Regions from separate parts of the Mus musculus genome. Here regions 2 and 3 are each linked to region 1. A link is a loop called in an ENCODE intact Hi-C map of the cell type or tissue named here. Cell type or tissue: heart. All regions are shown on one strand. Each heading gives the region's core, and the rest is flanking DNA. Links, peaks and the distances in the headings are about the cores only.

Evidence for each region. A loop is a pair of places that touch in the nucleus more often than their neighbours do. Peaks named below come from ENCODE experiments on the same cell type or tissue, not always from the same donor. Only the 100,000 strongest peaks of a DNase experiment are listed, where the experiment ranks them.
Region 2: a loop joins it to region 1, with 3 times the contacts of the local background. A loop is called at or near these places in 2 of 42 quality-filtered maps.
Region 3: a loop joins it to region 1, with 2.4 times the contacts of the local background. A loop is called at or near these places in 3 of 42 quality-filtered maps.

What each region holds. Positions count from the first base shown.
Region 1 is chr8:57,507,397-57,517,334 of GRCm38, reverse strand. Hmgb2 (high mobility group box 2) reads right to left here and starts at 5,492. Exons shown (of 5, transcript NM_008252.3): 1 at 5,330-5,492; 2 at 4,587-4,760; 3 at 4,128-4,273; 4 at 3,871-4,045; 5 at 1,336-3,369. The coding sequence starts at 4,736. The coding sequence ends at 3,208. 2500002B13Rik (RIKEN cDNA 2500002B13 gene) reads right to left here. Exons shown (of 4, transcript NR_126553.1): 4 at 7,073-7,247. In heart, for the core only: a CTCF peak has its summit at 5,686; DNase peaks (open chromatin) are centred at 4,614, 4,664 and 5,584; H3K4me3 peaks cover 3,616 bases; H3K27ac peaks cover 3,330 bases.
Region 2 is chr8:57,352,168-57,362,105 of GRCm38, reverse strand. It overlaps Hdnr (Hand2 downstream lncRNA), which reads right to left. Exons shown (of 3, transcript NR_131041.1): 3 at 7,526-8,167. Among named protein-coding and RNA genes, the nearest start is that of Gm34030, 22 kb to the right of the region's middle. In heart, for the core only: CTCF peaks have their summits at 4,935 and 8,342; DNase peaks (open chromatin) are centred at 915, 1,415 and 8,305; H3K4me3 peaks cover 2,006 bases; H3K27ac peaks cover 1,592 bases.
Region 3 is chr8:57,324,373-57,334,310 of GRCm38, reverse strand. It overlaps Gm34030 (a long non-coding RNA gene), which reads left to right. Exons shown (of 4, transcript XR_378998.4): 2 at 1,463-1,554; 3 at 1,757-1,810; 4 at 2,281-2,620. It overlaps Hdnr (Hand2 downstream lncRNA), which reads right to left and starts at 1,876. Exons shown (of 3, transcript NR_131041.1): 1 at 1,678-1,876. It overlaps Hand2 (heart and neural crest derivatives expressed 2), which reads right to left. Exons shown (of 2, transcript NM_010402.4): 2 at 9,794-9,938. RefSeq lists an enhancer at 1-1,183. In heart, for the core only: CTCF peaks have their summits at 5,663 and 6,297; DNase peaks (open chromatin) are centred at 1,930, 5,260, 5,560, 6,090 and 2 weaker places; H3K4me3 peaks cover 7,125 bases; H3K27ac peaks cover 8,000 bases.

The DNA of each region.
Region 1 (9,938 bases), core at 1,344-9,343:
TTGGATAAGACCGTATCTACATTTGTTTTGACCCTAGAATGTGAATGTATTGTATGAGGTTTCAGTTTTTTATAAACTTAAGATTTGATTCTACTTGAAAATTTGTGAGACCTATTAATTTTATATCATTTCTATCCAACAAGACAGAATAAGTACCCCTCCCATTTATCTTAATGTTTGTTTGAAATACGCATAAAATATTTTGCCAATCAGACACAACAGTATAAAGATTGTAGGCCCGGTGTGGTGGCGCACGCCTTTAATCCCAGCACTCGGGAGGCAGAGGCAGGTGGATCTCTGAGTTCAAGGCCAGCCTGGTCTACAAAGTGAGTTCCAGGACAGCCAGGGCTATACAGAGAAACCCTGTCTCGAAAAAAAAAAAAAAAAATTAAAAAAAAAAAAAAGATTGTGTGCAGGCCCTGACCACTCATCACTTCCAGCCCTTTCCCATCTAGCTTGTGCCCTGTGCCTCTAACAACCAACAAATAAATCTCTAAAAAGGCATTGCCGCTGGGAATCTCAGGGAAAACTATTCTCAAACAGGCTCATTTCTAGAAGTATTGTTTCACCTTTAAGACTAAGTCTTATAAAATGCCCTAACAGTTCCTTTATTTTGTTATTCCCTGAGAAATAAAAACTGTTTTGTAAAACATTTCATGGTACATGAAGTCATGGGAAGTCAGGTTTTTGTTCCTTTTTTCCCCAAGACAGCGTTTCTAGATGTAGTCCAGGCTATACTCCATACCCACTCTCCTCTACCTAGGACTTAAGACCTGCACCAGCACACCCAGCTGGGCAATCAGATTTAAGATGCTGTATTTATTCTTATAGTGATACTCTTGTGTGACTGAGCATACACAAACAGGTCAGAAGCCCTCAGTTCATTCTGGGACCTGAGCTCAGATTCTCAGGCTTGGGCAGCAGGTGTTACTAGGTACCTGATGTGCAATGTCCCCAATCTTCACTTTTCTCTTTAAAAAAAAAAAACAAAGGACAGCTGGTATTGGTCTTGGCTGAGATAGGTTTCCTAGGGTCATGTAACTACACTCAAATAAAGCTGTTCATTTAAAAACAAAGGAGCCAGGGGGTGTTGGTGCACGCCTTTAATCCCAGCACTTAGGAGGCAGAGGCAGGCGGATTTGAGTTCAAGGCCAGCCTGGTCTACAAAGTGAACTCCAGGCCAGAGAAACCCTGTCTCAAAAAAAAAACAAAAACCAAAAAAAAAAAAAGACAAAGGAAAAAGTAACCCCAAAAAGTGCCGTTTTCCTGATATACAACTATCTCCATAAAAACATAGAACAAGACAAAAAGATCAAAGCAAAACAGAACATCCTTAAGTATAAAAAAATATTGTTTTAGAATATGATACACGTGAGATATACATCAGAATAACAAAGACTGAAATTTGAAAACCATTACTTCGATCAAATGGGAACTACAAAACTGCTAGTATGGTTAGTGTAGACTATATACTATTACTTAGTGTAGCTTTCTAACAAACTTCAAGTACAGGTTTGGGAGAAAATAGCAAAGGCATTCAAGTGAGCTCAGAGGTACAGCACTTGCCTGGCATGCATAAGGCTCTGGGTTCTATCTCCAGCATTGTCAGAAACAAAAAGTAAAGGTTTAAGCCAGGCAGTGGTGGTGCACGCCTTTAAACCCAGCACTTGGGAGGCAGAGGCAGGCGGATAACTGAGTTCGAGGCCAGCCTGATCTAGGACAGCCAGGGCTATACAGAGAAACCATCTCAAAATAAATAAATAAAATAAAATTTAAATAAAAATAAAGGTTTAGATTATTCTAAGTAGCAAATTCTGTATTATCTATACCTTTTAGCTGTTATTCCTTCTAGGACTTTTTTCACATATAAATAGTCACAGGAATATTCTTAAAAGTTGGGTAGGCTGCTATCAAGAAAGACAGTGATGCCAAGAACTTCTGTGTAGCCTTGGCCATCTTAGAACTCTGTAGACAGGCTGGCCTCAGGAAATCTGTTGAGATTTTTAGGGAACTAGTTAAATTACAACCTATTCAACATGAGAAGATGCAGACATTTAACAAAGTCAGTGCTCTAAGAATTCATTTGTGTAATACTTATGTCATAAATATATGATTATGCTCATTCTTGATTTGTTAGTAGTTTTGAAAAATCCAAAGTTGAAAAGGGATGTAACTATCTGATATATATATATAATTTCCTTAACATTTTAAATACCATTGAAGCATGTACTTTGGTGGTGGTGTCCTAACTCCAACCCTCCTGCCCTCTCTCTACCTTCCACTCTGGGATTGCATGTACCTGCCACCACACCCAGCCTGGTATAACTACTTTCAACATCTACACAAGTTTCCCAACACATTTAACTCACCTCATCTCGTAACTTCCAATTTTGGTACAAGCTAAGACTTATAAGCTAAGACCTGTCCATATCTCACATCCATACTGATAAAAAAGTGAATCAAAATAATTAAATCCCCACACCTGGGTATCTAGTACATTATCCAAAATATTTTAGTATACTAAACTACCCAAAGCCTAAAAATTTAAAAGATCATACCCCGACTCCAAATTTGAGTGGATAATCTTTTAGACTTACTATTTGTACAATCACAGAACTTTTAAAGTTTTTTTAAGTCTATTTGCTCTGGAAATCAAGGCAGTATGTCCTTAACGCTTTAACCTGTTGCTAATATGTTAGCTTGTGGTCATTAAAAGAAATTGGCCCTTCTAACCACAAAAATCAGAGAAGCAAATTAGTAAATGGTTAACACAAAACTTAACTGTGTAAAAAGACTAACATGCCTGTATCTGTTTAAGGAAAAATTAATACAAACACAATGCAAATTAATATACATTATTTTATTACAAATTTAAAAAAAAACAAAAAAATGCAACATCCTAAAAAAAATTTTTACTGGTAATACAAATTCCTATGAAGTTTTTTTTTTGCTAGCATAAGAAATTAAAGAAACCATTAAATATTTAGAAACATTCAACATCAAAAGCTTTAAATCTAACTGTAGTTGTAGCCCCTGAAAAAGCTACAAACTCTTCTTAAAAAGTATTTTCTCTACAAAGAATCTCATCAGCTATACAAAAATCTGTACAGTTTTTATACTGAAGCTAATGTTGAGCTGCACTTGAATTTCACATTCTTAGCAAAATAATTGCCTGAGCAAATATACTCCACACTTTAGGACAGCCACTTATTCTTCATCCTCCTCTTCTTCCTCGTCATCTTCCTCCTCTTCCTCCTCTTCTTCCTCCTCCTCATCTTCTGGTTCGTTCTTCTTCTTTGAGCCTGTTGGCCTACCAGGACCCTTCTTTCCTGCTTCACTTTTGCCCTTGGCACGGTATGCAGCAATATCCTGAAACATTGTCAAAGTAAGATCAGCATCCGATACCACTACTCAAGTGTGAAAAACCACTTAATTGTAAACAATTTAACATCGACCAAAACCCTTATTAGCTGGTATTCAAACCACTCCAGGTTTGAGAGCAATTGTTCCCTCCATGCTTGAGAAAGCACATCAGGTAACTAATGAGAGCTCCCTGAGATCAGTTACTGCACTTTTACTATCAATGTCAACCCCTTTCGCACCTTATATTTATATTTAATATACAAACTACCTAAAAACATAGCTGGCACTCTACCCTCTAAAATAGATTTACACAACTACCACGAGTGTACAGGCAGGAAATTTGCAAGGGCCACAAAACACAGTATCACAAGGTGAACTTGTCTGTACTGCTCAACTTTCATCTGGGGTTTCCAAAAACTGACAGGCAGTGGTTAACAAATATCCCAAGTTCCTACAGCTGACATATATCATATAGAAATATCAGTTATTATTTAAAAGGCACCGTACCTTTTCATACTTCTCCTTTAGTTTAGCTGCTTTCTGCTCATACGGTTGTTTATCTTTGGCAGATTGCTCAGACCACATCTCACCCAGTTTCTTCGCAGTATCTCCAATAGACAGGCCTGGGTGTTCAATTTTGATCTTTGGGCGATTTTCAGAGCAAAACAGGAAGAAGGCAGACCTGCAAGGAAGCAAGAGTTAACAAATAGAGGACGATGGGGGCTGGGGGGGCGATGGGTTCGTTAGTTCTCAGATCAACTTACGGTGGTCTCTTCGGAGCATTGGGGTCTTTTTTCTTTCCTTTCTTATCCCCTTTGGGAGGAACATAGTTCTTCATCTCCCTGTCATAACGAGCTTTGTCGCTCTTGGCCAAATCTTCAAACTTGGACTTTTCCTTTGCAGACATGGTCTATGGGGCAGAAAAAACGAGTCAATCGGCAAGGACTTCAAAGCTCCTAGCTGTCCGAGTAATAAAGAAAGTGGATAAACAAATAAGTCGAGTCAATCTGTAAACTCTGAGGCATTTGCATTAAGGGCGCCCTCGGCTTGGAGACCAACCTTTAAAACCCTCGGGTCCCCAGGGTGGCAAAAGCTCGCGCGCTCCCTGGTCCCTGTCGTCCCCCCCCCCCATCCGACCCGCCCCCGCCCGCGGGGACCCGCCAAAAGCAGCCCGGAAACGGCCTGCAGCCGGGCACGCGCGCCGCCCGCCCTCCCTCCCTCACCTTCCATCTCTCGGAGCATTTCTTGGAGAACTCGGCGAAGTTCACCGACGAGTCGGGATGCTTCTTCTTGTGCTCCTCGCGGCAGGTCTGCACGAAGAAGGCGTACGAGGACATTTTGCCCCGCGGCTTGTTGGGGTCACCCTTGCCCATGACGACGGCGCGGCGTCTGTCTACCTGCCGAGGAGAAAGCCGTGTCCGGACCGGGGACCGGGGTGGGGACCCGCGGGGAGGGGGCTGCAAGGAGTGAGGAGCGTGGGGGAGGGGAGCGGGGACAGCGGGGAGGGGGGGGATTCCGCTCCGCTTCCCGCCTAAACCCCGCGCGCCCCCGCGAGCGAGCGCGGGAGCGCGCGCCCCGGCCAGGCCCGGCCCAGCCCAGCCCCAGCCGGCTCCGACCCGCCCGACTCGCCCGCCCGCCCGCGCCTCAGCCCCTCGCCCGGAGGCCGAAAGCCGCCGCCGGCCGCGCGCCCTCCCTGACAGAAAAGCCGCGCGCCTTACACTTACACAAGCCACCGCGAGACCCACAGCCAATCCAGTTTTTAAGAAAGAGACAGAGAGAAAGAAAAAGAAACGCGGCCGGGCTCAAGGGCTTTCTGGCCGCCCTCCATGGCCCCGGCCCTCACCCAAAGACTCGGCCGCCCTCTAAAGCCGCCGAAGCCGCCACGCCGAAGCCCGGCAGACGTCCCCCCACGTCTACGCGTTAAGAGCCAGGCCGCCAAGCCCCGGGCCTCCCGGCCGAACCTTACCTGCTGCGAGCGCTGCTTCCCTCAGACCTCCGCAGAGAGACTTCCTTCCCCAAGCTCCGGCGAGAACTGGTTTCTCGCTAACGCAATCCCCAGCCTCTTGTTTTGCAGAGTTCTCCGCGCCACGGCAACTTGACCAGACCAGTCGCGGGCCACACCTCCCTCCGCTCTGATTGGCTGTGGAGGATTATTCAAACCCGGAGAGTCCCCGCCCCCCCACGGAGAAGGCTTCCGATTGGTGGGTGTCTGGCCAGGCCCGTCCCTCCAGGCTAAGCCTAGCAGGTTCGGTGGGTCTCCCAGGTCGTTAACTCCCAGACCCGTTGGAACCGGTCTAGAGAGGAATGTACTGCTCGGCCCTGATTGGCGGCAGGAAAAGCGTTTGAAAAATGGCGGGCCCGCTGCTGATTGGCCATGAGGGTGGGGCAGGCCCCGAGAGGAACTGCCCCGGCCAGATTTAAAACTAGCAAGGAGGGCGCCTGGCGCTAAACTCTTCAGGTGATAAAGATGGCTCCGAGGTGACTAAAGGCGCTAGGCCAGCCGCGGTTTGGATGCCGTGGCCTGCCTGGGGCTCAGCTACGAGTTCACGAAATAAAAAAATGGGAAGAAAGTGGGGAGCCCGCGGCGCGGAGCCATGATGAGGCCGAGGTGGAACCGGAGCACGGCGGGCGGGGAGCCTCAGACTGTGCGGAGAGTCTCACGGACTCCTAGCCGCGTCCCCTAGTGATTTAAAAATAAATAAAGTAGCCCTCGCCCTCCGATCGGAGCCATGCCTGCCTCCGCGCCGGGACGGCGTCTTCCACAGCTGACCCGCCTAAGATCTGCGGGTTGGCCGCACTGCACCCCAACACTTCGCGGGCGCGGGTGGGAGGCCAGGGTCCCTCACCTTGCCGGTCAAGCTGCTTTCCGGGGAAGGAGGGCTCGGTCCTAACAGGCCATTTCTGCCTTGTGATTTGGCTGTGGAGAGCTCTTTCCCCCCCCCCCCCCTCGCAGATTGACGCGTATGTGGCACCGCTGTTTTCACGGATTTTCAATGTTTTCTACCCCCAGCAACTTTGCTTGCATTTGCGGGGCTGCCCTCCTGTTTGGTTCCTGTGTGAGGATCATTTTCGATAGTGCTTAAGGACTTAGCGGTTCTTAACTTTCTTTTTAAAAAGTAGACTTGAACGTTGTGTTTTTCTTGGAAATGGATGATGGTTCAGCATTGCGAATATACTTAATGCCGGCAAACAGTGGTCCGCCTTTATGTTCTACGACAATAAAAACAATAAGGTGCCAGTTAGGTGTGGGGGCATATTTTCCCGCTTTAAGGGTACCACCAGATTTGTTTTTTTGGTTTTTGGTTTGCTTTTTGTTGTTGTATGTTTTGGTTTTTCAAGATAGGGTCTCCTGGCCGGTGTGTAGCCTGGCTGTCCTGGAACTCACTAAATACTCCAGACTGACCTTGAACTCAGAATTCACCTGCTTCTGCCTGGGATTAAAGGGGTGTACCACCATACCTGGCTAAGGTGTCAGAATTTTGTTAATCGTAATGCTTATAAATTGTGTCTACCTGAAATCTTACATCTAATAAATGACAGTTGCAACTAACCTATAAACCAGACACGCACAGTCAAGCTCACCAAACCTGAGTGTATTATTCAAATAGCATTGTAAGTGAAATTACTGATGCACTACACGTTTACATCATGTATTTAAGTGTTACGTGTACCAGGGTTCTCTAGCGAAACAAAACCAATAGACTGAATCTATATGTAGGAGATTTATTAGAACGACTTATAGGCTGTGGTCCAACAATGGCTGACTAACAGTGAAAGGTCCAAGAAGCCAGAAGTTGTTCAGTCCACAAGGCTGGATGTCCCACATGGTTTTCAGTATAAGCAGAATCCTGAAGAAGTAGGCTCTAATGGCAGTGAAGTAATTTCTAGGAAGAGCAAGAGCAAGCAAGCATTCTTTTTTCATGTCCTTTATAAGGCTGCTAGAAGAAGGTGTGGCCCATATTAAAGATGGATCTTCCTGCCTCAAAAAAAATCAGGGTTAAAAGTGGATCTTCCACTTTAAATGATTTGGGGGGGGGGGTGTTTCGAGACAGGGTTTCTCTGTATAGCTTTGGCTGTCCTGGAACTCACTCTGTAGACCAGGCTGGCCTCAAACTCAGAAATCCACCTGCCTCTGCCTCCCAAGTTCTGGGATTAAAGGAATGTGGTTTTTTGTGTGTTTGTTTTTTGATTTGTTTTGCTTTTGTTTTTTTGGTTTTTCGAGACAGGGTTTCTCTGTAGCCCTGGGTGTCCTGGAACTCTCACTCTGTAGACCAGGCTGGCCTCGAACTCAGAAATCTGCCTGCCTCTGCCTCCCAAGTGCTGGGTTTAAAGGCGTGGGCCACCATGCCCGGCCACTTTAAGTGATTTAATTAAGGGGGGAAAATCCCTCACAGGTGTACCCAGCTACTTTTTTGGCTTTAAAGTTAATTTCAGATGTAGTCAAATTGACAACCAATAGTCTTTAGCATCACATGTGGTTTGGCATTTCTTTTACAAGACAATCATGTCGTAAAGTAGATTGTACTTATATAAAAGTTGCATATTTATTCAAGAAATGTTGACTCTGCCAAGCACTGAGTTTAGTAGTAGAATTGGGAAGATGAAGTGTGGTTGTGGTGGCTTGAATAGCTTTGGCTTCTAGAAACTCATGTGTGTACATGCTTGGCCCAGGGAATGCACTACTAGGAGGTGTGGCCTTGTTAGACGAAGTCTCTCAATATGAGGGTGGGCTTTGAGATCTTCCTCCTAGCTCCCTGGAGACAGTCATCTCCTTGTTGCCTTCAGAACAAGATGTAGAACTCTAAGCTACAGAGAACCAGCGTGCCTGCCTGAACACTGCCATGTTTCCCACCTTGATGATAATGGACTAAACCTATAAGCCAGCCCCAATTGGATGTAGTCCTTTTTAAGAGTTGCTTTGGTCAATTGTGTGTCTTCACAGCAACGGAAACCCTAACTAAGACAGTGGTCTTTGCTGTCAGAACATTTAGTGTAGAGAGAGACGAAAATAAACAGTACAAGATAATGATAATATACTAAGAACATAATCACCTTAGCCATGAAGGCGTAGGAAGCCTATGTAAGCAGCACTGGAGCGGTTGAACAGGAAGTGTTTATTAGGCAGAGGAAGGGAGGGGCTCAGGCAGAAAGAACTTTGGGAGAACAATTACAAGTACCCTGTTACAGGATCTTAAGGCAGGAATGAGGCTGAGGCTGCTCTGGCAGCTTACAAAGAAATTTAGTCTTCCTCCCTTAGGCAAAGGAGCCACTAGAAAATATAAAGGAGAATCTGAATAGATGTTTTTCTTGTTAATCAAATATGTCTATGGCATGGTATAAATGAGGCCACATAATTTAGAAATTGAGTCACTGTGTTCATTTTTTTTCTGTAACTTCATATATATGAATAGTAATATAGTAATATTATTTATGTTACATATCATGGTAAATATATATATAGTATTACTATATTAAATATAGTATTACTATATTATATATATTTACCATGATGTATAATATAAATAATATATATAATATATATTTAGCATAATATATGTATAATACATACTAATATAATAAAAATATTGCCAAGTGTGGAGTGGTGGACTGTGATAGGCAGCCCAGCCCCTGGTCCAGCCCAGGCTAAAACCCTGGTGACCCCACAGGTGACCCCTCAGTGGGTAACCTGCAAGGGACCGTGGGTGCTTTGCCATGCTCCTGGACCCTTGGCTCCTGTCACATAGCTACATAGTCCCCCACAGTCCCCCCATAGAGAGGTCTGTGGCCATCAGTCACATAGGGGCAGCACCCCAAGCCCTCCCACATGCAGATAAGGTATTCCCAAACTCTCAGACCAACCCAATGGGAAGTACCTGCCTTCAGACCATGACCCACCCCAAAACTGTATCTAAGGGTCTCATCCAGGAGGAATAAAGGTGTGTGAGAACTACTCCATTGTCTGAGAGCTTCTGTCATAAGAGCTGCCACTTGGGAAGAGGTCTGTTCTCCTGAAACACCACCAGAAGCCACACACACACACACACACACACACACACACACACACACACACTCACACTCACACACTCCTCTCTGGCTAGTCAGCCTCTCATTGGCTTAGTCCGGCCTGACTCAGTGCAGGGTGACTGGTACAGCAGTGTCTTGGAGCAACTGAGGTGACTGAGGTGGAGCCAGCTGCTGCTGTGGAGGCAGTGGAGACAACTCCCTCTCCCTGCTCCCACTCTCTCCCCTTTGCCTGAAGCCTTGCGCCCAGCTGGGCCAGAGATCTCCGTGAAAAGCCCCCAGTACACAGGCCCACAGCCAGCATAGTACCACACAGCTTAAACCCCAGCACTCGGGAAGTAGAGTCTGAGCTAGCTTGGTTTACAAAGTGAGTTCCAGGATAGCCAGAGGTATGTACAGACCCAGTCTGTCTTAGTCAGGGTTTGTATTCTTGTACAAACACCATGGCCAAGAAGCAAGTTGCATTTATCCAGCTTACGTTTCCACATTGCTGTTCATCACCAAAGGAAGTCAGGACAGGAAGTCACACAAGGCAGGAACCTGGAGGCAGGAGC
Region 2 (9,938 bases), core at 659-8,658, 150 kb after region 1:
TTCAAAAGGTCGTTTTGCTTTCATCTGCATCTTAAAGCTTATGAACTACTGAATTTAAATAAGCCGATTTAAAATTTTATGACTTGCCTGTACTCTGTTCATGAACTATGTCCTAGTTATGATTTAATTATCAAATCTTGAATTCAAATGGCATTTTAAAGTAAATCCTGGAACTTTTGAATAGCTAACCTTCAAGTCTACAGTTCTAAGAATTTTCCTACTTTGCCCTTAAAAAACAAAGATGTGGGGCAGAGTCTGGTAACCTATCTCCGTTTTTGTTTTTTTTTTTTTCCAAAGAGTAAAGTGATTTTGTCTGCACATTCTATTAGCACTATGGTTTGTTATTTCCAGACCAGTGTTTGGACTTATTTAGGACAGCTGCCATTGGCTCAGAATGCTCCTCCTCAGTTCCTGACCAGGTTTTGCCTAACCACCACTTGCCTGGTCTGCAGAGCAGCTGCATCCTGGGGTGCTCATCTTGTCTCTTCAACAGTAGCCATCGTGTCCACAGAGCTATGTGGATGTATCTGCCTTATGAACATAGGCTTTCTGTGTCTTTTCTCACATATTCCAGGCAAATCTGGTCTGAGCTCATGCTCCCCTGACCCCAGATTGCCTTTCGTGCTTGAGACACAACATGTTCCAATATATCTTAGCTCAGTGGACTGTTTCCTGACGGAAGACACTAATCTTTTTGGCTACTTCTTTAGAGGTTCCCCCACCCCAGTGCTTCGCTTTTTGCCATTCGAAGTGGTAGCATCCGAATTTTATTTGGCAGAATGTCTCCTTGTCTTTTTGGAATGCCAGAGAAGGGTGTGAAAGTCAGGTTTTTATGGTTTCCTGAAGTTTTCTTAAGCTCCGGCTAACAGTGTGTCTGGTAGTGACGACATCCCTCTGGAACTTTCTGATGGCCAGGTGGCCCTTGTCCAGGTTCCTGTCACTTCTGATTTTTCCATTCAAAGCCTCTTAGTTGGCCAGAGTTAGAAGCAGGGTGTTAACCCTCCTCATCACTTCCTCTCTCTTCTAAAAGATGGCATTTTCATGTAGCTTAGTGACTGTCAGCCTGGCTGCATATTTGAATCACTTGGGGGCACTTAGAAATAACAACAATGACATCTGGAGCCCAAGCCAGAGAGATTTTGCTTTAATTAGCAAGGAATCAAGGCTTCCTGCCACTTTTCCTCCTTTGGTGTGCTTTTGAGTTTTTTGTTTTGTGTTTGTTTCTTTGTTTGTTTGTTTGTTTGGTTGGTTGTTTTGTTTTGTTTTTGAGGCAGGGACTTGCTGTGCATCCCAGGCTGACTCAACTCTCTCTCCTTTTACCTTGACTTCCTAGATCTGAGGTTACTTGCCAGTGCCGTGATAAACAACTCAATTTGTCTGATTATTTTTGCCTTGCTGGGCTCAAACCCAGGGCTGTGTGCATGCCAGGAATGTTCTCTACCACTGGACTGAACCCTCACCCCTCTTTAAAAAAGAGCCTAGAGATATCCTAACGTGCAGTCAAAGCTGAGGGCACTAATTGAGGAAATCATGATTTATCAGATGTTCTGAATTTAGAAAAGAAGACATCTGCCAGATGTCTGAAGAGTCAAATCCTCCATCATTAAGATTTTTTTTGAAAACTTCTCTTCTCTAGTCCATTAAATTTTAACACAAGCAGTCTAGTTCTAGCATGTCTCAGCAAGATAATGGCAACCAGAACCGTGATATTACTTTCTGGTTGTTGATATGAATCTCAACACAGTTCGAACATCTTTAAACAAGATGAAGCTAAACAGTAAAAGCCCTTGGAAATGATCATAAAACATGGTTTGAGAATTAGCTATTCTGAAATTCTAAATAACAATGAACTGTGTTTTCCTTGAGACTTTTCTTCTTGATTGGGACACAAATGTGACAAAGGAAGTAAAGTCAATATGAGAAAACAATTTTTCTCCCTCCTTAGTGAGCTTCCGGGTTATTAGTTCCGGGTTATTCTGTATTGGCCAAGGAGCAATTGCTATGCCAAATGTATTAAATGTCTAAAAATAATTTCTTATCACATATCAAATTTGACACACAACAGAAATATTTAAATTTTTTGCATTCTAATTGTTACCATTATTGTGCTGTGAATGTGTCCTTTCATGTTTATGGATTTGAAAGTTATTTTATAGGTCATATGTCTCTGACTTCATGAATGGAATGATGCTCTAATCTGGGGAGTGACTTAGTTATAAAGCTAGTGGACTTGTTTGCCCCCTTCCCTTCTTCTGCCTTCTATTATAAGAAGACCCAACATAAAACCACTATAGGGATACCAGCATCATATATTGGACTTCCAAGCCTCCAATACCATAAACCAAGTAAATTCCTAGTGTACTGGCTAGTTTTGTGTCAACTTGACACAGCTGGAGTTATCACAGAGAAAGGAGCTTCAGTTGAGGAAATGCCTCCATGAGATCCAACTGTCAGGCATTTTCTCAATTAGTGATCAAAGGGGAAAGGCCCCTTGTGGGTGGGACCATCTCTGGGCTGGTAGTCTTGGTTCTATAAGAAAGCAGGCTGAGCAAGCCAGGGGAGGCAAGCCAGTAATGAACATCCCTCCATGGCTTCTGCATCAGCTCCTGCTTCCTGACCTGCTTGAGTTCCAGTCCTGACTTCCTTTGGTGATGAACAGCAGCATAGAAGTGTAAGCCAAATAAACCTTTTCCTCCCCAATTTGCTTCTTGGTCATGATGTTTGTGCAGGAAGAAACCCTGACTAAGACACCTAGTTTTTATAAATTATCCAATCTATAGCATTTGGCTATAGCAAGGCAAAGCAGGTTAGGGAGATGGTTAAGTAAGCAACTGCAGCTTTCTTTCTTTCTTTTTTTTTTTTTTTAAATATTTTTATTAGGTATTTTCCTCATTTACATTTCCAATGCTATCCCAAAAGTCCCCCATATCCTACCCCCCACTCCCCTACCCACCCACTCCCACTTTTTGGCCCTGGCATTCCCCTGTACTGGGGCATATAGGCTACTTTTACCTTTTTTCAGAAGAAATGCCCTTGTTTCTGGTCAATGGCAGAGCTGATTTTGATATTCTCAAAGGCAGGCTAAATGTTGACTAAGCAGACCAGGAACAAATGGAAAGTGCCTCCTAAAGTCACATGACTTGAAAGGAGACTCTTGTTAGGAATCTTGAAGGTTTTGCTGAGTTTGGCCTCAGTCAACACATTTGGGGAAGCATCAAGGACGACTCAGCTGTTTTGTCTCTGTCCCTGGACATGATTTGGATGCAGGAAGAAGTTGGATTAGAGATGACCAAGGAAGAGCATGAACATGGGATTTCCCTGGATGCTAACTTAGGAAACAAATATCTGCAAGCAGAGAGTTCTAAAACCCAAGCTCCAAGCTGCCTTGAATTGGCTGTGGAGGGACTGCTGTTTGGGGGCAGTCGAAGTCCAGACCTGTGACCTGTAGGAACCTACAAACACACCAACAGACAGGGGAAGCGACATTCTCACGTTGGAGCCCTGCAACTGCTTTCAATCACAAGGCCCTTTTGGAATCACAAGCATTTTGTCAACAATTTAGTTTTGCAATATGGTTTCGTCTGACAAGCTCTCAGTAGAAAGCACATGGAGAAGAATGGTGACAAATAACATTAAAGGGTGTGTTTTAGAGTCCTGTTCTCTAAGAGAGCAGTGTTCATCCTCTCTCCAACTCTATCTCATGCCACCTTGAGCTAGGATCACGGACTTCTGAAAACATAAGGAGATGATGGAATGAAAAAAAAAAAAAAAAGAGCTGACATAACATGAAATAACTAACAGCAGGGTAAAGACATTTGATAAAGGCTTTCCCAAGCGGGAAGGTTTGGCCTAGACTGAATGTTATTTTTAATACGTTGTTGATCTTTTTTTTCAGATAGACGTTACCTAACTGAACAAAAATATTTGTCATCTTTTCTCAGATATCAGCACCAAAAGCAACACATGTTTTCCCCTATATTAGAGCAACAATTCATAGATTCATGTATGTGTTCATAAAAGATTTTTTAAAAATCAGGTCATAGTCCTGCTCCTTCCAAAAAAATTTCCTCCCTCCCCTCCCCTCCCCTCCCCTCCCCTCCCCTCCCTCCCTCCCTCCCTCCCTCCCTCCCTCCCTCCCTCCCTTCCCCTTCCTTCCTTCCTTCCTTCCTTCCTTCCTCCCTCTCCTCCTCCTCTTCCTCCTTCTCTTCCTCCTCCTCCTCCTCCTCCTCCTCCTCCTCCTCCTCCTCCTCCTCCTCCTCCTCTTGTTCTTTGTGAGAGAGTTTCTTCTGTGTAGCAGTCCTGGCTGTCCCAGAACTCACTCTGTAGACAAGGCTGACCTTAAACTAAGAGATTCACCTGCCTTTGCACCCCAAGTGCTGGGATCAAAGACGTGCACCACCACACCACCAACAGGTTCCTTGTTCTTATCTTTTTCTGTCTCTGTCTCCTTTATTATGCTGAGATTTCAATCCAAGTCCTTGTTGCCTACAAAGCATCCACTGAACTACATGTCGGAAAATGTGAAGTCTTCTTTAACAGCCTTGTTGACTTTCTGGAGAAATGAGAAAAAATCCCCACTGCTTCAGAGTAAGGTTTATTTATATATAATAACTATAGGGATTCTAGTATTAGTTATGACTTGTTGAAAATAGATTGAGTATTCCATCATTTAGGAATATACATCCAGGTCTTGATGGTGAAGTTCAGAATTGAGTACCTGCATAAATTAAATGCTGCTCTGTGTTCGAAGTTCTTATGACTGAAACCAAAAGATATCTATTCTATAAATAGTTTGCTATAAGGAGAATCATGTTCATTCCCGAGGTGTACATCACAGATTTTTTGTTTGTTTGTTTTGTTTTGTTTTGTTTTGTTTTGTTTTGTTTGCTTCTTCCCTTAGCAGGACAAAGGAAAGAGCATACTTAGCACTTCCAGTGGTTGGTTGTGGTTGTGCAGGCCATACAATCTATCTACAGAGTTCATTCTAAAATAGTAGGCACTCCTACTTGGGAACAATCCAGCCAGGATTGCACAAATGCTGGGTCAAAAGGAGACGCTCTCTACCTCCTCATCTGCGCTGAGTTGATGTGAATTCATTTAAAATGTCAACCTGGATTTAGATAAAAAACACAGTGCTTAAAGACCAGCACTGCTTGGGGAAGAAAGAGGTTAATGTGGAGAATGCATTCCCTGCTCGATGCTGTTGGAATGCAGAGCCACAGATATTTGCATGTGCGGGATCTGTAAAGGGTCCAAGGAATTTTGTTTTGGGTTTGTTTGAATTGTTTATAATGTATTCTCTTTTTTGTTCCATCCACTAACAATTCCAAGAAATGATGGAAATCAAAAGACAGAAAATATATAAATGAATTTGGGTTCTAAGAAAATTACCAGTTGCAACATCGACCCTAACCACAGTTCATAAAGCAGGTGATTATGGGGACAATAAGGGAAAAGGAACGTCATTAAATCAATAAAAAGCCTTTGACTCTTGCCAGCTCTGAAATAGCGCCTGGAAGTCTGACACTTCAAAATAGTCCATGCCAATTTTTGCAACAATATTTCGCCAGTAATGATGCTCATTTCAGGGACTTAGTGTAGATAGTCCAGGCTGCTGAACATGAAACAAACAGGATAATTTTTGAGGCTGTTGCGTTTTATTAAATAATACCCAGAGTGTCAAATAAAACAAATCGGTTCTTTTAAAAGTAATCCTGGAAAGGTCAACAACTTTTCAACGGACGAATTTCTCATCTCACTTTGAGAGTAATTGCCTCGCATGCTTCAGGTTCAAGAAAAGCTTCATTAAGAACAGCGCATTTCACAACAACCCCATTTGCCTTTGAGGCTCAGCAGCCAGAGCCCAGCACTAGGAAGCCACAGGAGCCAGGCCTTGGGAGCCAGGACCATCTTGGCAGAGTCAGTGACATTCAAGTTCAGCCCACAGCTCCCATTTAATACAGAGTATATCTGTCCCTTTGCAGCACAGTGGTAAACATTATCTTTATATAAAAGAATTGCCATTGGTTAAGTTTTCATTGAACTATCTTGATTTGACTCTCCCCCTAGGCTTTAAAATATGCAAGACTAAACACAAGACAAAAATGAACAGTTTATGATGTGTGAAGATTTATATTCCTGGCACGATCCTTTAGATGTATAAAGTGATAAAATTCTACTGTACCCAAATCCCTCTGTAAGCCATCACTCCCCTCCACTGAAGTTTTTCAGTATGCAAGACTTGCTGTTAGCTTTAGCATGAGGTGAGTGTGGAAGGATTCAGGGACACTTTCACCCTGCCCTGTCAATCACCTTCCATTTCACACCTTCTTAAGAGGATATATGGCAATGGTTCTGAAAGTCTATTCCCTGGACCAGCCTTCGCATCACTTGGGAAGTTATAAGAAATTCAGGTTCTTAAACTCTGCCTCAGACCTGCTGGATCAGAAATGAGGACTGCGGTTTTGTTTTTGTCTTTGTTTTGTTGTTTTGTTTATAACACTTATTTAGTTTGTGGGGAGGGTGTGTGCCTGCCACGTCATGAAGTAAATCACAGAGATGGAAGAGATCATTAGACTAGATGGAAACTCCTTTATCTATTGTGCCCACTGACCAGTCCCCAGCCATTTAGGTGATTCTGGCACCTTCTAAAGCCTAAAAGCATATGCTACAAGGGAAAATGCATTTCTGGAACACTAGATTATTAGCAGTGGTGCCTTCTAGATTGGTAGCAGGGGGAAAATCCGCATATTCCTCAAGTCAGAACACTAGGAAACCTAAAATGGAGTTTGTGGGCAGGTTCCTCTTGACCAAGATATGGGACTCTCCTTTCCTCCTGACTGACAGAATGGTACAGAAATCTCAAGCCATTTGCTTCATACATTTGCAGGGTAAGAGGGAGACACAGAGGCCACACCCAAGTTGAGTGTTAGCTCAGCTAGGCAACCTCAGCATCTGGAATGCTCTCAACAGGGAGATGGCTGCCATTCCCAAGGTCAAGTCTAGAAGGGCAACTCCTAGAAAAGTGTTAGATGTGTTTTAATCAGCGCCTTGGGGTTTGAGCAATGGGAATAGTACCTGCTTCTCAGCACCAGAGCAGAGGGGCTGTAAAAGCAGTGGAAGAGTCTTCACCCTCGCATCAGTCACCAAGCCTCTGAAGTACTCACTATGGCCCTCAGCCATTCTACCAGCAGCTGTTAAGACACCAGGATCTTTTGCAAACTTTCTGACACCAGCTATTTCTCCCCCACAGTATTGGTTTCAAGATGAACAAATAGTTGACAACCCGTGGTTTAAAAACCACTGCTCTAAAAAAGAAAGAAAGGAAGAAAGACATTGCTCCAAAGTGTACATTGCAATATAAACATATGACCAGCATTATTTTTTTTAAAAAAATCAACAACACATGTCCTTATTAATGTTGCTGAGTACTTTATGTGTTGGTGTATGTCTTTCTGTCATTTAAATTAAAATCCTAAGATAGCTATAGACCATACGCCAACTCTATTCCCACAACATTCCAATGCATTTAAAAATCACTTTTATTAAATTTATCTTAATTTCAGATTTGATGATTATTGTCTATAGTTGCAATGTCCAAATGTCATTATTACATTAAAAAATATTTTCCAAATTTCAACAAGCATTTTCACTTAGTGGAATTTGATTTAAATCAATGTAAGTGTTTAATGATGGGGTTTCTGTCCTATTCCTGTCCATTTACAGTATGCAAAGACTGGAAACATTACAAAAATTTTTAAATAGTGTTTGAAAAAGAAACGTGTGCACTTTAGAAAGATGCAGCCCCTCAGATGTCTGAAAGAACCTGAAACCCCTCCTCTTGAAGCTGGAAGATCTCTTCTTTTTAACCATGCATGTATTGCCAGGTAGGCCACCACACAAGACACTCCGAGACACGCTCCTGCACACACTCGGAATGTGCACACAGAGCGCACGTGCCCACCCGCCCCTATGTCATCTGTAGCCCAGGCAGATTGAGGACGCTGGCAGATGGCAACCGGCCATAACCTCTCCTGCTCTCTTCCCAAATCAAAACCCACCGTAAACACCACGAAGAGCCAGGAAACCTCACGGCTTTAATCATTTCCTTTCCCCGAGTTCCATGTGGCACACAGGACACTCCGCTTTCCTTTGGGCTTGTCGGCATCTTGCGAGGGGTGTGGGAGAAGAAAAAAGAGAAAAGCCAACTGGTGTCTGCAGAGGCGGGCAGAAAGCTCCCGCCCCAGCCGTGAGGGTCCACCCGCCCCCTAGCTCTCTCTAAGCCAGCCAGCCCTGGAGCCCTCCGCTACTGAACGACTTGAGAGATGGCGCCATCTGGCTTTTTAAAGAAGAACACAAGGCGGGAGGTAGAGGAGGCGGTAAAGGGCAGGCTGGCTCCTTCCCAGTGCCACCAGGAGACCAAGGATCAGCTGGGGCGCTCTTCATTCTCTCCTCCCCACAAAGTCGGCTCTGGCAGACCGACCCCTTAATCCAACGACCCCGACCGGTGCACGAGGAACGTCAGGCTGCTGGAGAGCTACCTCCTCAGCCCTCAACCCCCACCCACCCACAGAGCTAACTGTGGTACTTAAAGCATTATAGTCAGTAAAGCGCCACAGAGCACAGAACTTCTACACCATTCTGCGGAGCCAAGAGGGGACAGAAAAAAGGGCATCCCGAGGTTAGGATCTCCATGGCTACTTACCACTCACTTGCCATTGTGGCAAGGAATCAGGCTAAAGGAATCCCCCGCTCTACCGGACAACCTGGTACCTTATTAATTCACGCATGTAAAGGGAATAATGTTTTCTTTAATTGCTCCAAGAGACTAATGAGGAATTTAAATGAAAAGCTAGATCCCTCCCCTTCGACGATACTATTATAGCAAGAAGGTTTAATAAGTCATAGAGAAATGGTAACTGATCTTTATGGTAACCGTCTAGTGGCTCGTGAATTAGCAGTTTGTGTTTTAAGCAGGTGGATTGAACAGTTTCACAGAACTATGGCTAAAATGGTAGAGACACCTTTATCTAGGGCCCCGGACCCTGGCGTCAACCCTTACCACCAAGAAAAGGAGAAAAAGAGTTATTATTGTGTGCTTTTTTTTTTTTTTTTTTTTTTTTGGCCTGCTTCCTTTTAAAATGGTAGAACTTAGAGAAAACCGTTGGAAGTTGTTTTTTCCAACCCAATGTACAGTGCTAGAAATAACACACACACACACACACACACACACACACACACACCCCACACACGTGCACGTGTAAATAATATGCAGGTCTGATGATGTACACACACAAGGGAAATGTGCATCTGCAGTCATCATAATATCACCCATACATCGTTAATCAGTTAACAAAGACTTCTGCATTCAGCTTTCATTTATTGCTCACAATATTAGGGGCTGTTGTCAGTCTCACACACACTTTACACACAGGAAAAACAGTGCTCAGAAAAATCTCTTCCTTCAAATGTCGATGGTAAACTAAAGTTACTTAACACTGAGTGTCACCATATCCAGCAAGCATTTGATGGATACCTATTCAGTATCTGGCACTAAATAAAGAAAAAAGATATATTCTACTACCCTCAAGAAACTTTCCTTGAAAAATGACACACCCCTGAGTCTTATCATAGGATTTTGAGGAGAGGCGGGCTGAATCTTGTAACAGAATAAAGTCTGATGCAGGAGGGAAGTATGAAAGGCAAATGCACACAGAGGCAAGAGATACCAGAGAAAGGCAAGATGTACTCAGAGGCCAGAGGAACCAAGCAAAGCTAAGTGATACTGAGTTTTGCTCTCATCCTTTTGCCAGTAAGTTCCTCTATGGCCAGTGTAAGCAAGTAGTCTGCCCTCCTAATAGCTGGGCTTTTAATATCTGTCATTCTAGGACAACATCTGGCAATGGCTCTTGAGATTGGGCAACTCATTCCCATTTCGT
Region 3 (9,938 bases), core at 1,197-9,196, 180 kb after region 1:
AGAGGCTCCCAGTTCTTTGCCCCAGATTTCCATCAAGGTTGTTAGCTTCTCTGGACCTGGGGTTTCAATGAGAAGGCGACTAAGCGAGCCCTAATAAGATGCCTGACAGGGGAAAGAAACAAAAATAAAGCAAACAGAAAGAGAGAAAAGATTTACCCTTTCTGAGCTGGGAGGTGAGCAAAGTACAGAGCCAAGAGAAAAAGCTAGCAAGGTCCGCAGAGGAAAGAAAGGGGGAGGAGGCTGCGAGGCACGGACTTCGAAGCTCTCGAGAGCCTAGGCCGCCACTTGGGAGGTCCCGGCCTCAGTCTGGCCAGGCCAACCACATCCCCGGGAGGATCGGAGCTAGGGCGGGTCACAATTACACCTCGGCTCCAGGCGAGGGCTTAAAACCCAAGTGGTGGGGACCGAAGTCTGGAAGCAAGGCCCCCGCGGTCATGGGGTGGGGGAGGCAGGCCCGTGCACAGGAACCTTTTTACAAGACATGTGGGTACAAGAAAACAAAATCAAAATAAACTCCTTTCATCCACCACGGCCAAAGAAAACAAAAGCTGTCTTGTAGAGGAGGTGAGCGGTCGTTTTGAAATTCAGCGTGTTTTGTTTTTATATAAAGAGTTTTTTCGATTTTTTTTAACCCGATAATCGAGGCTGGAATTGTCAGGGGAGGGGAGGAAGAACTTACATTGGCGGAGGTGAGTGGGGTTGGCATCATAGGTTTACCCCTAAGGTACTGCAGCCGTGCTTCTCAGCACAAGCTGGAGCACAAGCTGGAGACTGCTCGCACACCAGATGGCAGCAACATAGGCAGAGTCTGATGGTCCCATCTCATTTCTTTGCAAAAATTAGACTCGAGAAGGGGAACATTGGAAGGCATTTAAAGTGTGACATCTAGACTTGACCAAAGGCTCTAACTCGAAAGATAGTCACGGTGGCCACGGTGGCCACGGTGGTCACCGAGGAACCACTTTTTCCTCATGGCTGTAGGGTTGGGGCCTCCCCATCTATTTCGGGCTTGGATCCTGGGCTCAAAGGAAGGAAAGGATCAACTGCTTGGGCTTTGTTGTCAGGTTGTCGGGGTGAAGAAAGTGATGACCTTTCACGGGCAGCATCCCCACTCTGTAGAGGTGGCCGGTGGCTTCTCCGGACCTTCAGCGTGGCGTGTTATTTTTAGGTTTCTAGGCGCTCCGGAAAGACTCTTCTCCAGAGAGGTTGTGGGAGAAGGGGGCGGGGGTAATAGGGTGTTTAACAAGGCACACTACTTATTATTAAAGCAAAACAGAACAAAATGCACTCTCTAGATTCCTCTCCCGGGTTTCTGATGTTTGGTCTGCAAAAACCACGCCAAGATTCACTTTTAAGAAAACCTTGGGGGGAGGGTGGGTGGGGCCTAGAAACCGCTCTCTGCTGGGCTCGAATCCAGTGCTCTCAACCTTACTTTCCCCTTCTCTTCGGCCACTGCCCCTAGCCCAGAGCTGGCCAGAGTAGCTCTTCCGGAGAAGGACCGAAGGGCCGGGAAAAGGGAAGAATCTCCATCTCCGTTGCTTCTGCAGAGCAAAGGTTTGGAACATTTCTGAAACTACTTTTAAAGAACAGTTTGCAATAAGTTCCTATTTCTACAATACGATTTGCTGGGGGAGTATTGTGTAGAAACTTGGGCTTCCACCCGTCGTCCCCTCTCACCTTGAGGAGGCCTGGGTCCAGTCTGACCTCTCAGGTCGCTGTTCAAATCTCAGCAACGTGCTCTCTTCCTCTTCTTTAGGGTGCTTGGCTCCTGCAGACTCCCTCCCATTCTCTACCGGCACCGACCTCAACGGTAAGACTCAGCCTCCTTTTTTAGGACTCCACACTGCTTCTCCAAAGAACTAAGCTGGCTGGAGTCGAGACAAGGCGCCTTCAGTTTCTTCCTTTATCTCCCGCCCTCCCCGCCCCCAGCTTTTCCTCTCCAGAGTGTGTGACTCATTGGGTCCACCTTGAATTCCCCTAGCGACCCACTGCCTTAGCCCGCATCTCTCTACCCACAGGATTGCCTTGCTTTCCGGGTGCATGTGGGGGGACCTCAGTGCTGGTTCCACCACTTGGTGCCCTGAGCCTGGTAAACAGGGACACTCCCCCCCGCCCCCCCACTCACCGCATCTATGCTCTGAGTGGCCTTCAGGAGTCCAAGATGCACAAAGGAGAGACAGTGCAGAGAGAAGAGGAAGGGAGGGGATGGTGGTGGAGATAAACCCAGCATACACACACGCACACAAAACCAACTTTGGGATTGGACTGTTTCTATTTCAGACGACACGACCTGGATGAATGGAGTATCCGGAGAAGGTTTTTGAAGACGTTTAGGAGGAAGGGTGAGTTTTCTGTTGAGAAACTCAATCTGCCATACAGTAGCGGGCCCCATCTGGGATCTGTCACTGCTGACAGCACCACAGGGCACAGCCGTGATCTTCTGCACAGCCTGCACTCCTCGAAATACCCTCCTTAATCAAAGGATGTCTGCGCGCCGGCGCTCAGCTGACCGCGCCAAAGCAGAGAGGCCTAAGAGTTCCACCCCTCCCGCCCCCTCCCCAGGCTCACAACCTCCCCCAACCCTGTCTTTCCAGAGCATTAATTAAAAGCGGAAAAAAGACAGAGGCTGATGTCATTGCTCTCAGATCATAAACGTAAGAGTCATCCTGTGAGAATCCCTGAAAATGACTTTAATGAATAATTTCAGAGACAGTTATGGCTTTGGGTGATTACTGAGCGAGAATATGAAAACCAGATTTTCAAGGGAAGGCGATGGTCAGGCGGTCTGACCATCTCCACCCCCCATTAAAACCGCATTAGTTTCCCTTCCCAACTACTACTACAAACTTAGATTTTTGTTTCCAGGGTTTTTTCTTTAAAACTAAAGCCACAAGCAACAGAGACACAGACACAGACACACACAGACACACACACACACAGACACACAGACACAGACACACACACACACACACACACACACAGAGAGAGAGAGAGAGAGAGAGAGAGAGAGAGAGAGAGAGAGAGAGAGAGAGCATTTCTGTTTTATCCCAAAGACAAAAATGTCTGTGCCAAGCAACAATAACAATCTATCTTAAAAAGAAGGCCCCGGTGGATGACCATCATTCCTGTCTTTTCAGAAAGGAGGGTTTACCATCATCTTGGGTTAGAATACTATCTTTTCTGGCCTCCTCTAGGCAATACGTTTGATGAAGATTGAACACTCTGGCCTTGAGTAAGTGCATTGTTTGTTTTAAGTGACTTTTAACTGGCTGAGCAGCAAACATCATGGGAACAAATAATATGTTTCTGCAGGTCTCCATGACTTCGGTTATTGGTCACCAATGCTTGAAAGATGGCTTGGTATTATGTAAGGGAATTATATTTTGAAAGACTCCATTTAGTCATAAGAGAAGCATTAGGTTAGTTGGATCCAATGGGTTGTGTATTAAAAATATTATTTGAAGTTGAGTATAATGGTATGTGCCCTTAATCCCAGCATTTGGAAGTCAGAGGCAAGGGGATTGTCATGTTTCGATACTTAGTCTAAATAGAGAGTTTCTGGGTAAGTCTGTACTTTCTTACCAAGGTCCTGTCAGACACACTTTGGAAAACAAAAACTACTCAAGAAAGCAACTGAGGCATTGGTTGGAGGCTAGAATTGTCTACTACTCCATGATCATTATCAGAAAGGCTCAGCTTCCTACGAATCTAGCTTCTTTGGTTGGGGACATACAGGGAGAATCCCTGGGCCAGTGGACCATCTAAATTGACTCCACTCTCATATAATTTCTACCCGGAGCAAGAAAATACTGTAGGTCAGCATAGTGTGGATCTTTGTGGTTTTGAGTGACCTGGTTGAGAAATTGATTGTCTGAGCTAACCAGATTCCAACATTAAGGCAGACCATGAAGAACCCACCTGGCAACACTATTAAACAAAACAAAACAAACAAACAAACCAACCAACCAGGCTCCCTGCTTTTATTTCCTTTGCTTCTCAGCCAGGCCAGAGTCCTGACATCACCAAGGATCAGCTCTTCAGACCATACACTTGATTGTTTTCCCCATTTGCAGAGGATAGAAATGAATGGAAATGGGACACTCAGGGTGACATTTTTCTCTGACTTAGAGGGAATGGCCCCTTCCTAGTCTAGATCACAAGAAGGCAGGAGGAGTTTGTTCCGTAGACTTGCTTCGGGTGGTTGTGAAGAACTCTTGGGAATTCTTGATTCCCGGGCTTGTTTTAATATTCTCGGTTCCCTTACATGGAATTTGACATTATTTGTCTATTCCCTCAAAGAAAGGCCACCTTCTTTATCTCTCAATACAGTGTAGCCTCTGACTGAACAGGCAGTTTGCCCTGTTTGGTACATGAGAAAATAAACCCCAGGCTGCTGCAAGGCATCTATCTTTGATCAAGGTAAATTGATCAGGGATATGTCCAATTCTCTCTTGAAGGGTATAGACTTTAAAAATGGAGGCCTTGGCCTATTCTTTCTTCATATTTGATAGTGTCACCCTTACCCACATAAGACAGTAGTTTTGGTGGCTCAAGAAAAACATTCCTAAAATTCTGTACCAATTGTGGTGGTTGGTGTGGCCTCAGGCAGTGTTTCTAGAATTTTCTGCAGAAGTTTTAAGAATTCCAAGCTCTGAAATGAAGTCCCTGGCCTGGCCAATCGGAATTTTTGGAGGTTTTCATGAAATATGGGTGGGTTTGTAAGTTTGTTAGTTCTCTGGGAAACACAAATCTCCATCCTGGACAGCTCAGATACTGAGTTCATCACAGCACCTGTCCTGCCAGCCAACAGCTCGTCAGGGTCAGAGGGCGTGAGCATCTAGGTATCACACACAGATCTCCTTTCTCTGCTCGAGACGCCGCAACAGAACAGAGGACAAAGCTACCGCGCTAGTCGCCTGTCCTGCTCAAGAAGTGTCACCAGCTGGGCAGCTGTCACTAGATCTATTAGGCTCTAAAGCAGGTGCAGAGGTGCAGTCACAAGAGAAGTGAAGTCCTGTAATCACTAAGTTGTCCCCTTAGGCAGGAAAATTCCATCATTTTGGTCCGGAGAACTGTAGTACAGGCGGGTGCAGTGGGCGGGACACTAGTTACCTCTAAAAAGTTCCCTGAGAGTCGTTTGGCCGCATAAGGGCTACTCGTAACCACGTGGGTCCCCGTTTTGCACTGGCGTTACTCCCCCCCCCAACCCCCGCGCCCGCCCCCAGGCTGTCTCTATTGGTGTAGGGAAGCAGCGCTTGGTTCATGGGTAGCAAAGGAACTCTGATCGGTAGGGACCAATAGTCGGAGGCTTTTCGAAGAGGAAGGCACAGGACCGACTGAGAGATTGGAAGATTTCACGTAAGCATCGCCAACTGGCCCCTTCTCACCCCAAACAAGGAAAACAAAACAAAACAAAACAAAACAAAACAAAACAAAAATATCCCGGGCTAAAAATATGTATTTAGAATGTTCGTCCGCGCAGGCGGATGGAGATGGAGTTTTCCAGCTGCCTGCCCGGCCCCGGGAGGACTTGGCCGCGCAGCCGCCGATTACACCCAGCTAGCTCTGCTGGGATGGCTCCGAGCCGTCTGCCCTGACGTCAGCGAGGCTCTGGGCCTCGCAGCGGCGAGATAGGAAAGCGCGGCCGGGAGCGGGCGCGGCACTAATCACTCCCAGATGTCCCTAATAGCGGAGATAAAGACGGACAGAGAGTCAGGGAATAAATTTGTAATCAGGGCTCTACCATCTGATCATCAAAGCGATCCAAATACCGGGAGAAATTTGGAGGGAATGTATATGCATGGGGTTGTTGCTCTCGTTTCTGCAAGAGAACTGACTTGGGCAGGGTGAAATGGCGAGAACCTTGGGGCAACCGGTGAGAACCAGGGGGGTGAAGTTTAGAATTGTGCGCAGGAGTCCGGGACTCCGTTCCTTTTACTTCAAGGAGGCTAGTGACTGGAGCAGACAGTTGCTGTGCTTCGAAGCACACCGGCTGGGTGGCGAGGCGGCGCTCTTAGAACTGTCCGGCCCCCGGAAACGTGGGATTGGTTTCCTTTTTTTTGGAACAGCCCCCTTCTTCCTCTTTTAAACAGTTAAAAAATATCTAAGGGTTCTCTTCCACACTCCCCAATAATCCCCACAAGAGCAATTTAGGCTGCTGGGGCCTCCAGCCGGTTTCTGAACCCCAGTCTAAGGGCGGTTCCTTGGGAATTTTCTTTCTGTCCATGAGATCCAAGGGCTGGGACAAGAGTGGAATCCGGGGACTCATTAGCGCCCTCCTCTCGTGCGGATATCTGGGCCAGAGAATTTGAGACTCCTAGGTTAAGATGCGTGACAAGATTGGCAGCGGTTAGGGCCCAGAGTCAGTAGTCTATGGTGTTTATGCAGCCACACTTCCTTTTCAAACAAACTCTATTTTGCGTCCACCAGCCAACCCTTCTGCCAAGTCGGAGTGTGTAGGTAGGGCTCCCACACTAGGAGAAGCAAGGGAAAAGAAAGGCGGCGGTGGGAGATAAGCCCACTACTCGCACAAACGACCTTAGAAACGACATATTGGCTAAAGATCCTGGACTGATGGAGCAGATTCCTATAGTTTGTGGACCCGCGCTTTCAATACAAGGCCGGGTTTTTGTAGCATCCTTTGCTCTGTTTGGAAGCCCTGTGAACGCAATTCAGGCCCTTGCACCTGACCCAGGTTTTCTCCTCAAAGTCCGGGTGTGGGTGTGGGTGTGGGTGGGAGGTAGAGTAGCCCCAAAGCTCTTGGCTCCTGCGGGTTTGCATTTGAAATCGCTCTGAATTCCTCACATCTGTTCCTTCGGAATCTGAAATTGCCCCCTGCTCCTCTCCCCATATTTTGACACCAGGAGAGACTAGCTTTGAGATCCTCTGCCGCCATGGGGGCAACAGCTAGCAGAGCCACAGGTGAGGGAAGCGGATTGGGCCATCACTCCACCCGGAAGTGAGGCTGGCATATTTCGAAAGGGTCACGGAGAGTGGCATGGCCTTGACACCGCTGCATCCATTTTCATGGCTGAAATCAACACCCCAGGGCAGTTCCTTCTACAATCTAAATTCAGACACCTGCTCCCCCTTAAAGAAAATGCTAGAACCGAACTAGCCAGACATCCCTGCTTCCTCCGTGTGTCTCGGGTTTTAGTAGACATGTAAGATCCCCCAGTGACCTAGCTGTCATTTCAGACATGGTGTCTAGTAGCTGCTGTCTGTGGCTGGGAGCAAAAGTCTTGGAAAAGCCAGGCAAGAAGGATACTGAAGTCCACTCTGAGGTTTTCAGATTCATTCCCAAACTGAGAGAGAGAGAGAGAGAGAGAGAGAGAGAGAACCCTGCCGGTGCTTCAGGGTCATCAGACTTTGTCCTGCGTGGAGGTCTGGGGCTGAGACCTGACAGCCAGATCGGCCATCAATTTACCTTCTGAGCCCCAGCATCCCATTTAGCTTTTAACGTCAAATCCTACATTTTTTGTCGGCTCCGGCCTGTCTAGAACGCTTGTGAATTCACTGCAGGAGTGATTGCTCTTAACAAAATGGCAGCAGACACATTATCGGAGCAATTAAAGCAGAGGCCTTTTAGCCATTCCCACAAGCAGAAGCGTGGAATCGCTCCCCTCCACCGCCTTTAAACAAAGAATTAAAAAGTGTGTAGAGGAGAAAAAGCACAGACACACTGGACAAATCCCGCCTCAACCCACTAGCCCGCTCCATGGGAGTTTGACAAGGCAACATTAGGCGACTGGGGATGCTGGGACAGTTTAGATTCGGGACCGAGGAAAGGACTGCCTGTATGTTCTGCAGGTTGAAGGGTCCAGCTAGTTCAGAACTGAGTCCAGTTAGCGGGTTTGCTCAGCGGAGGCATTGGAACATGGAGCTTTTTACTGGCTTTAGTCCTAACTCACCTGGATTCCAGCCAGTTGGGGTTTCCTGGACGGTTGGGGTGGTGGGGTGTATTCAGCGTTAGGGCTTAGTACTGGCCGGAGGGAGAGAGGCCTGTGTAGCTCAGTGGCTCTGGAGAGTCAAAAAGGATAGATGCCTGGATCGCCAGGCTAAACGCGCCAGAATTAGAAAAATGACCACCTAGGAACAGTGCACCAGGGTCTTTAGATTCCCTTGTTCTAGTATTTAATAAAGCAGAACCGCTGATTAAACCGGACTCCATTAAGGCCTAGAAGAGAAGACACAGCACACGCAGGCACACAAGCTCATGTGAAGATAACAGATGCGTTTAAGTCTGTCACCCAACTCATCTCTGTCTATTCCAGAACCCTCTTAGATACTTTCTTCTACCTCTAAAACACAGACTCTTTCTTCTGAGCTGATAAAAGTGAAGAAGCAGAAGGCCTCTCTGCAGGCAAAAGGAGAGAGCCCCGCTTGGTCAAACAGACAATGATCCAGAGAGCTACAGAAAACCTGGGCAACCACCCTCCCCTGCTCCCCACCCCCGCTATAAACAAAGGCAAGTGTCTGTAAACACAGCCCCTAGCCCACCAGGTCGGCCCAGCGTCGGCTGACCTGAGGGGAGAAAGTTCAGATCGCTTTGGCCTAGTTGTTCTAACCCCTGGCCCTCCTGTTGTCAGCCATCCGCAGAAGTCCGAAACACCACTCACACCGCCCCCCCCCCCCCCCACGAAGGGCCAGGCTGGCTGACTGCAGACCACCCGGGTCAGAGAAGCTATGAGTGAGCCCTGGGAACACTTGAGGGATTGGGCTCCGCAGCAGGGTGTGAATATCACCCCAAGGATGGCTAACGCTGGAAACCCTTTGGCAAGGCTCTACAACACCAGATTACTATGCATGGAGCTCCATGAAACAAGCCGCTTTCAAATACTGTTTGCCTTCTCCACTTTTCCACCCGTTCCTAATAGCACTCAGCTTCTTTACTTTCTAGAGCCAGGGGTGAAGTTTCTTCTGGGATAGTACAGGACCCCTGAACAGCAAAGCCCAGGAAGAGGGTGAAGTTCTGGGCGGCTGCTACTCAGGGGGTTAGTTGCCACTTGCAAGAGCTGCAGCTTCGAAGACTTCAGGCACCGAGCAGTTAATATTGAGTTCCCTGTAGCTCCTTGTAAATCTAACCCAACCCCTCGCCCCCCTTTAAATCTGTGGTCTTGTTCGCGATTTCTTACTTGACGTAAAATTCCTTGTTACCTAATCATAGACTCTTTCAAAAAAACTCCCCTCCTCCACCACCACTGCTCATGTGAGAATCTTCCGATCTGGACAGCTAGCAAAACCTCCTTCTCTCTTTTTTCTCTCTCTTAAAAAAAAAAAAACTTGGATAAAAGCCCTCTACTTTGAACTAAACGCCCCAGACTATTTCCTATGCCTGTAATAAGGCCCTGGATCCTCCTCACACCTCCTCCACAGGAAAGAAAAAAAAATGCTCCCCAAACACAAAACGAAGCACCAGGCACAGGGCTTCCGATAGATACCTATAAAACAAGGCCACCTAAACCTTCTGCACAAGGCGCAGGCACTTCTCCCAACCAGATATTCTCCTGGGAGCTTCGGCAAGAAGAAGAGAGACAGGACTGGAGAGCAGCCCAGGCCTTTGGTCAGGATTTTCACCAGGACAGTTTGCTTTAATAACAGCTCCTTCATCTAGGGAGCCTTAGGTCATAGTGATGGATGAGAACCACTGACTCTTTTTAAATAAAATTGGAGGCAATTATGATAATTTAGTTTACTTCTGAATATTTTAAATATTATGAAAACAAGTATAACAGCTTTGTTTTCAAAATTCTTTTGAGGTATCACCCATGTAAAGATTAGGTTTTTTTTTTTTGTAAAAAAAACACGCAGTGGTTTATTGAATACTTACAATGTTTACACCTTCAATATTAATTAAATTCCACTTAGTTTTAGAGGACGGAAGCGCACAAAAACAAGAAGCTGGTGGAAACATCTTCGACTAGGGGACAATGACATTT